Linked DNA regions of Homo sapiens: region 2 is linked to region 1. A link is a contact called in ENCODE Hi-C or POLR2A ChIA-PET data. All regions are on one chromosome and are shown on one strand. Each heading gives the region's core, a stretch centred on a gene start or an enhancer-like site at or near the end of the contact. The rest is flanking DNA. Distances are from core to core; before and after follow the strand shown. Region 1 has its middle 20 kb from the start of MIR3678. Region 2 holds the start of SAP30BP-AS1 (SAP30BP antisense RNA 1).

Region 1 (3,854 bases), core at 712-3,211:
ACGCCATTCTCCTGCCTCAGCCTCCTGAGTAGCTGGGACTACAGGCGCCCGCCAAAACGCCTGGCTAATTTTTTTGTATTTTTAGTAGAGACGGGGTTTCACCATGTTAGCCAGGATGGTCTCGATCTCCTGACCTCGTGATCCGCCCGCCTCGGCCTCCCAAAGTGCTGGGAATATAGGCGTGAGCCACAGCACCCGGCCAAGTGTTGTAAAATGTTTCTTAATTGACTGGGCGTGGTGGCTCACACCTGTAATCCCAGCACTTTGGGAGGCTGAAACCTGCAGATCATCTGAGTTTGGGAGTTCAAGACCAGCTTGACCAATATGGAGAAACCCCGTCTCAACTAAAAATACAAAATTAGCCAGGCATGGTGGCACACGCCTGTAATCCCAGCTACTTGGGAGGCTGAGGCAGGAGAGTCAGTTGAAGCCGGGAGGTGGAGGTTGCGGTGAGCTGAGATTGCACCATTGCACCCCAGCCTGGGCAACAAGAGCGAAACTCCATCTCAAAAAAAAAATTTTTTTTTCTTAATTTTTACCTTTTAGACATTCTCCTCTCAATTTTCCCTTTCTTCGTCTTAACAATTCCACTTGGATCCACCGTTGTCATAGTTATTAAAAGCTTCTCAGACTGTATCTTTTAGCTGTTCTCTCCTGAGCATACCTGTATTGCCAGTCACCCAATGATCTCAAAACGCTTTGTAGATTACGACCATTATTTATTTTATTCTTCTTATTTTTTTTTTGAGACAGGGTCTCCCTCTGTCACCTGCCTTACCCTCCTTAGTAGCTGGGACTACAGGTGGGCACCACCACACCACACCCTGCTAATTTTTGTATTTTTAGTAGAGACTGGGTTTCTCCATGTTGCCCAGACTGGTCTTGAACTCCTGGGCTCAAGGGATCTGCCCACCTTGGCTTCCCAAAGTGTTGAGATTACAGGTGTGAGCCACTGTGCCCAGTGCCTTAAAGCTTTATAGAAAAAATAATGGCAGGCCGGGCACAGTGGCTCACACCTGTAATCCCAGCACTTTGGGAGGCCAAGGCAGGCAGGTCACCTGAGGTCAGGAGTTCGAGACCAGCCTCGCCAATGTGGAGAAACCCCGTCTCTACTAAAAATACAAAATTAGCCGGGTGTGGTGGCACATGCCTGTAATCCCAGCTACTCGGGAGGCTGAAGCAGGAGAATCACTTGAACCCGGGATGCGGAGGTTGCGGTAAGCCGAGATGGCGCCACTGCACTCCAGCCTGGGCAACAAGAATGAAACTCTGTCTCACAAAAAAAGAAAAGAAAAGAAAAGAAAAAATAATGGTCCGGAGCGGTGGCTCACACCTGTAATCCTAGCACTTTGGGAGGCCGAAGTGGGCAGATCACAAGATCAGGAGTTCGAGATCAGCCTGATCAACATGGTAAAACCCCGTCTCTACTAAAAATACAAAAATTAGCTGGATATGGTGGCAGGCCCCTGTAATCCCTGCTACTCGGGAGGCTGAGGCAGGAGAATCACTTGAACCTGGGAGGAGGAGCTGCAGTGAGCCGAGATCGCACCACTGCACTCCAGCCTGGGCAACGCAGTGAGACTCCGTCTTAAAAAAAAAGAAAGAAAGAAAGAAAAAAAATGTCTTAGGGCCCCTTTACAGAGAAAACATGCCACTCCAGCCTGTAGCTAAGCAGGTGTACCCCTGGTGGACAAGTGACTTACCCAGGACGATCACTGCCGAGGCCAGGATTTGGGAACATTCAAATGTAACTCGGTGGTTTCACATTTTACATGAAAGCATACTTCACGGTTTTAATTAGCAAGTGGAATAACTTCTACTTGCTCATGTTGTCAGCCCTACGTGTTGCCATCAACCACAGGGTAATTAGTGAGGGAAAGGATCAAGCGGCTTCTGTTGTGACAAAGAGTGCAGCATTTGTAGGTGATCCTTACCTAGGCTGGAAAATCGGGTACTTCCCTTGGTTGCCATTAGATGTCACTCGAGACAGGCAGGCATTTCCTCAGAGGTGGTTGTAGAACTAACTAACTGTAAAGGAATGCAGTCCTTTGGCTCCAAAAATGGATTCGACCTTGCTGCCCGGACTCGCCGCACTAGAAGTGCCAGGAAACGTTGTTTGATGGAGCGTGGAGGAAATATCCTGTTGCACCATATGTAATGGAAACCCTATTTCCCTGGAACCAAAACAGAATTCACGACCCAACAAGACTGCTCTCTCCCTCCCCCGCCAACCCCTAAATCTTTGTTAACCACAAGTTTCTTTTCTTTCTTTTTTTTTTGAGACCGAGTCTCGCTCTGTCACCCAGGCTGGAGTGCAGTGGCGCGATCTTGGCTCACCGTAAGCTCCGCCTCCTGGGTTCAAGCCATTCTCCTGCCTCAGCCTCCCGAGTAGCTGGGATTACAGGCGCCCACCACCACGCCCGGCTAATTTTTTTGTATTTTTAGTAGAGACGGGGTTTCACCGTTGTAGCCAGGATGGTCTTGATCTCCTGACCTCGTGATCCGCCGGCCTTGGCCTCCCAAAGTGCTGGGATTACATGCGTGAGCCACTGCGCCCGGCCAACCACAAGTTTCAATTCTTTGTGGTTACAAAAGAACAGAAATAATGTTTTCCCATTTACTTAATAAACTCAGAAGCTGCATTTTCTCTGCCTTCTATGAAACATATCTTCCCTTTCTACTAGACTCTTTTTTGGTTTTATGGCTCAAGGGCAGAAAGTTGTGGAATTTATTCTCTTTTCACTTCTAAAACATTTTCAGACTTAGATTGCTCAGTGGCAAAGTCTGATGTCTTCCTCTCTGGTTAGGATCCTGAATGTATGGACATTTTGTCTTAGGAGCAAAAATGAAATAATGCACACAGTGTGTTTAGCTCAGAGTCTAACCCTCAGCAAGCTCTTAAATGTAAGCTACAGCTGGGCACAGTGGCTCATGCCTGTAATCCCAGCACTTTGGGAGGAGGCCGAGGTGGGCGGATCACTTGAGGGCAGGAGTTCGAGACCAGCCTGGCCAACATGATGAAACCCTGTCTCTACTAAAAATACAAAAATTAGCCATGCGTGGTGGCAGGCACCTGTAATCCCAGCTACTTGGGAGGCTGAGGCAGGAGAATTGCTTGAACCCGGAAGGTGGAGATTGCAGTGAGCCGAGATTGCACCGTTGCACTACAGCCTGGGCAACAGAGCGAGACTCAGTCTCAAATGAAAAAAAAGTAAGCTACTACTACTACTGCTATTATTATTGTATGTCTGGATCATGACAGTAAGATAATTGCCAGTTAGAACCTAGAGGAACAAGATTGGTTGCAAGGATGCAAGCCTGCCCCAAGCCCCCACCCCCAAGGCATCTGGGCACCCTGAACCAGGCTGTCACCGGGAACAACCCCCTCTCCGAGCAATCTGACCACAGGAGAAGGTGAAGTAACGTGGCATAATGAAAACCAATAGTTTTGGTGGTAACAGACACTGTTTACTGGCTGTGTTTTATATGACAATACAGCTAAGGGTTTTTTTTTTTTTTTTTTTTTTTGAGATGGAGTCTCGCTGTGTCGCCCAGGCTGGAGTGCAATGGCGCAATCTCAGCTCACTGCAAGCTCCGCCTCCCAGGTTCACGCCATTCTCCTGCCTCAGCCTCCCGAATAGCTGGGACTACAGGCACCTGCCACCACGCCCGGCTAATTTTTTGTATTTTTAGTAGAGACGGGGTTTCACCGTGTTAGCCAGGATGGTCTTCATCTCCTGAGCTCGTCATCCACCCGCCTCGGCCTCCCAAAGTGCTGGGATTTACAGGCGTGAGCCACCGTGCCCGGCCTGGGTTTTAATTGGCAACTAGAATGTCCACTCTATTAAGCCTGT
Region 2 (3,854 bases), core at 430-2,929, 260 kb after region 1:
CTGCAACCTCCCTCCTGGGGTTCAAGCAATTCTTCTGCCTCAGCCTCCCCAATAGCTGGGACTACAGGTGCACACCACCACGCCTGGCCAATTTTTGTATTTTTTTTAGTAGAGCTGGGATTTCACCATGTTGGCCAAGCTGGTCTCGGACTCCTGACCTCAAATGATCTGCCTGCCTCAGCCTCCCAAAGTGCTGGGATTACAAGCATGAACCATGGTGCTTGGTAAAAAATAATAATAATAATAATAATTTTTTAAATATTCCAAATGGAGATTTTTTTAAAAACCCATTGAGATCTACCAACTTTTGTTCTAGTAGTGACACCAGTCCTTAGCCCCACAGATTTTCACATCATTTCCCTCATTCTCATATTTTCTTCAGCTATATAAGTTAAATCCAGAAATAAGCACGTTACACTAGCAAAATCTGAATAGGTTTTTATAATTGAATGCTATGTCTGCAGTTTCCCTCTAATGAAGTTCTCTGGTGAACAGGAAATGGGCCATGTGCTTTACTTGGGTCAGAAGGAATAACTCGTTCTTTAAGCTCGTGTTCTTATTGGAAGTCCACATGGTTGTTCCCCCAGGAAGGGAGAAGAGCTGGGTAGAGTTCAGGATTTGGTAGCATTTTTTCTGTGAGTCCCCAGGAAGTCTCTAGGCTAAGGACAGGGAGGTAGCACCCACGGTTTGTGTGATTAAGCCTGCAGGACCAACCCTTTCAAACAAGTTAACTCAGATGTGACTCACTGGGGCCCCATGGACTCTAGAGCTGTTTCCCCTGATCGTCATAGGTGAAAGATAATAATTCTGGCTGTCTTCCCTTAAGTCCAGGGTTTTAATACCTGCTTCACTCTGACCTGCTAGAGAATCATTCCTGGAGGGGTGCTTTTCCTTCTTGGTCTTCACTGTTGGCTTACCCAGTGGTTGAACCAACAGCTTCCTAGAAACCGCTACCCTTTGCAGCCTCTTAGTCTAGAGGGAGAAGGTGGGAAGTTGGGAATAACTGGATAACTGGGCTTTTGAGCCAAACAGATTTGGCCTTGAATTTCAACATTGCCATTTATTGGGTGAGCTGCTTCATTGTGTTTTACCTCAGTTTACTCGTGTGCAAAATGGAAATAATAATGTCTACCTCATAGGGTTATTGTGAGACTTGAATAGTGTAGGTTAGCTTGTAGTGGGTTCTACGTTTAGGGTGTCATGTGGGGTGCTATGTGAGTGGGAGAGTATATGCTTCATCCTTCCATCCTGTTTTATTAGTCCACCTGCCCCTGTGTTCTATCTCCCATACCCTGTAATCTTTTGAGTGCTGATTAGAAGGGAACAAAATTACAGTATGACTCACCCAGGACCAGAGAAGGAAATGGCCCTTGACCATTGCTGGTTTGTGAGCCATCCACCACCCTTCTCTTGGAAGTTGTAATGTGGGCCTTGAACTATTGAGAATGCCCAAGCCTACGTAGCATTCGGCACTTCCCTGCGCTCAACACGATGGATGGTCTTCTTTAGGCTTTTCCTCAACAACACTAGGGTTGCCTTGCACAGCTGGGAGACATGGAATTTCCAGAAGCTCGTGGAGTGGCTGTGCTGGGAAGAACCTACCCCAGCCTGAGGTCTAGGGTTCTGGGGGTTCTAGGGGCCTGCTGGGTGATAACCGGATCTGAGCAGGAGTCAGAAAGGCAGGCAGGCCATGAAAGTCACTCTTCAATTGTCGCAAGGGAAGGAAATCCAAGCCTGCTTTGGCTTTGTCCTGCCACCTTCCAAGGAAGGCCTCACTACATCATAAGCTGAACACTGCTGGTAGAAGCGCTGGTAGTTGTTGGAAGTTGTGATCTCATGCAAAGGGGAACAATGACCATTATTCTCCCTCTGACCCCTCCTTGGCTCCATTGCACTGCCAGAGGGGCCTTCTTGATGGCAGTTGATCCAAGTAACCTGAAGCTGAGACTCCCAGAAGCCCCACCTCACTCCTGTGGTTCCACAGCCCACAGGGAGCCACCGCGTGTCTGGTACACCCTCCCATCAGCCGTGCAAGCCCCAACATACCTCCTTCCCTTCGGGCCAGATGCCATGGATTGCTAACTGAGGTGTGGCTGGGCCCCTCCTTCCCCATCTGGGACTCATTTCTTTGAAATTATATGATACAGAGGACTGCCTGTCCTTAGGGATCCAGCACTTCCGACCTTCGTTCTGTATTTTCATCCATGTCTCCTGAAATGCTGCTGTGTGATTTCTGGGTTCAATAGGATTTTGCTCATTTCTATTCCTAACTTTGGAGTTAGGTAAATATTTTCTGGGCTGTGCTTCAAAGATGCTTGCCTTCTTTTTGGCCCTCTAAGTAACTCAGTCCCCTTCCTACCGGTGTCGATGATGACCAGTTTGCATTTCTGTCACCCTGACTTTCAGGGACTGCGAGTATATTTGCCTGAGATGTTGATGTAACTAACTCCTCAGCTTGTCGGCCAGCCTCTCAGATGGAATGCTTTTGTAATTTGGTAGCCATGTAGAGTTGTGTGCCTTCCAGACTTGCATTCTCAACCTCACAAAGCTGTCTCTTTTGTCCTTGTCTGTCTCCAGGCTCCCCCCAACCCCCCAAATATATCAACCTAAAGCACAGAGATACTGTTCTTGTGGGAAGCCTTGAAGGGAAAAAGCCTGTCCTGGCCTCACCACCAAGAGCTTGACTCAGATCCTTGGTGTGAGGCAAACTCTGGACCTAGATACACCCGTTCCTGACACTCTGGGGATAAGACAAAAAGGGAATGGCCCTCTCTGACCATCTTCTGTAACTTTCAAGAAACCAAAAATCTTGAAGTGTCTTGAATCAAATGTAGATTGTACTTGGAATAGTCGGATAACAAAAGTCCCCCTTGGAAATAGCTCCCTGCATTTACATTGAAGTCTAGTTGGTTGTAACATGTTCCATGTAACAACATCAGGAGCCGTGCTGAGTCACGTGGGCTTTGTAAATTTAGCCAGATTTTTCAAATAGAGAAACTGTTTCCCTTCCTCCTCCCTACCTTGTCTTCAGTCTACAAGGCCAATTCTATAGCCGGCTTAATAAGTCTTGGCAAACTCCTGTTTCACCCATTCCTATAGAAACCTTCTGTGGTTGGGGCCGGGCGCAGTGGCTCACGCCTGTAATCTCAGCACTTTGGGAGGCTGAGGCAGGCAGATCACGAGGTCAGGAGATCGAGACCATCCTGGCTAACGAGGTGAAACCCCGTCTCTACTAAAAATACAAAAATTAGCCAGGCGTGGTGGCGGGCGCCTATAGTCCCAGCTACTCTGGAGGTTGAGGAAGGAGAATGGCGTGAACCCTGGAGGCGGAGCTTGCAGTGAGCCGAGATTGCGCCACTGCACTCCAGCCTGGGCAACAGAGCGGGACTCCATCTCAGGAAAAAGAAAAAAAAAAAGAAAGAAAAAAAGAAACCTTCTGTGGTTGGGAGCAGAGCCTTCCCATCAGCAAGTGGTCTAAGCAAAGGCAACCCCAGCGTGTCCCAGAGGGCCCCACCAACTTCCGCCCATTTTTCTGATAAATTGAGTGTTTCCATTCCCAGGCAGGCAGTGTGCCCACGGCAGTGGCTCAGTCCTGGCCGACAGGATACAACTAAAGGAAATGTGCTAGCAATGGGCTTTCTCCAGGGCTCTCCAGTGGGGGTGGCTGGCATCTGGCCTCTGGGGTGGGATGTTCCCATGCAGCATTGGGTTTGGAGGCTTTGCTGAGCTGTTGACAGCTCTCACTCCTAGCCCCCAACCATGTCTCTGTCAAACCAACATCATTTTATTCTGGAACTTGGAGGTATTTTATAAAGGTAATCCAGCATTGTTGCTTTCTTGGCAACCTGAAGTGA

The links. A loop is a pair of places that touch in the nucleus more often than their neighbours do. ChIA-PET counts read pairs that join two places held with the same protein, here RNA polymerase II (POLR2A). Pooled maps may share reads with other maps.
Region 2: a pooled map shows a loop between it and region 1 (2.6-fold over the local background). The contact joins the promoter of SAP30BP-AS1 here to the enhancer-like site in region 1. A Hi-C loop is called at or near these places in 6 of 50 pooled maps. POLR2A ChIA-PET finds 5 or more read pairs at or near these places in 2 of 52 experiments (T-cell and WTC11).

Annotation. Positions count from the first base shown.
Region 1 is chr17:75,424,515-75,428,368 of GRCh38, forward strand. No RefSeq gene overlaps it. Among named protein-coding and RNA genes, the nearest start is that of MIR3678, 20 kb to the left of the region's middle. RefSeq lists an enhancer at 2,231-2,290. Within about 2 kb of position 1,962, at least 21 of the 41 ENCODE cell types and tissues checked have a DNase peak (open chromatin) inside an H3K27ac peak, as active enhancers do.
Region 2 is chr17:75,683,120-75,686,973 of GRCh38, forward strand. It overlaps SAP30BP-AS1 (SAP30BP antisense RNA 1), which reads right to left and starts at 1,680. Exons shown (of 2, transcript NR_186496.1): 1 at 1,346-1,680; 2 at 424-659. All of the region lies in intron 3 of SAP30BP (SAP30 binding protein), which reads left to right.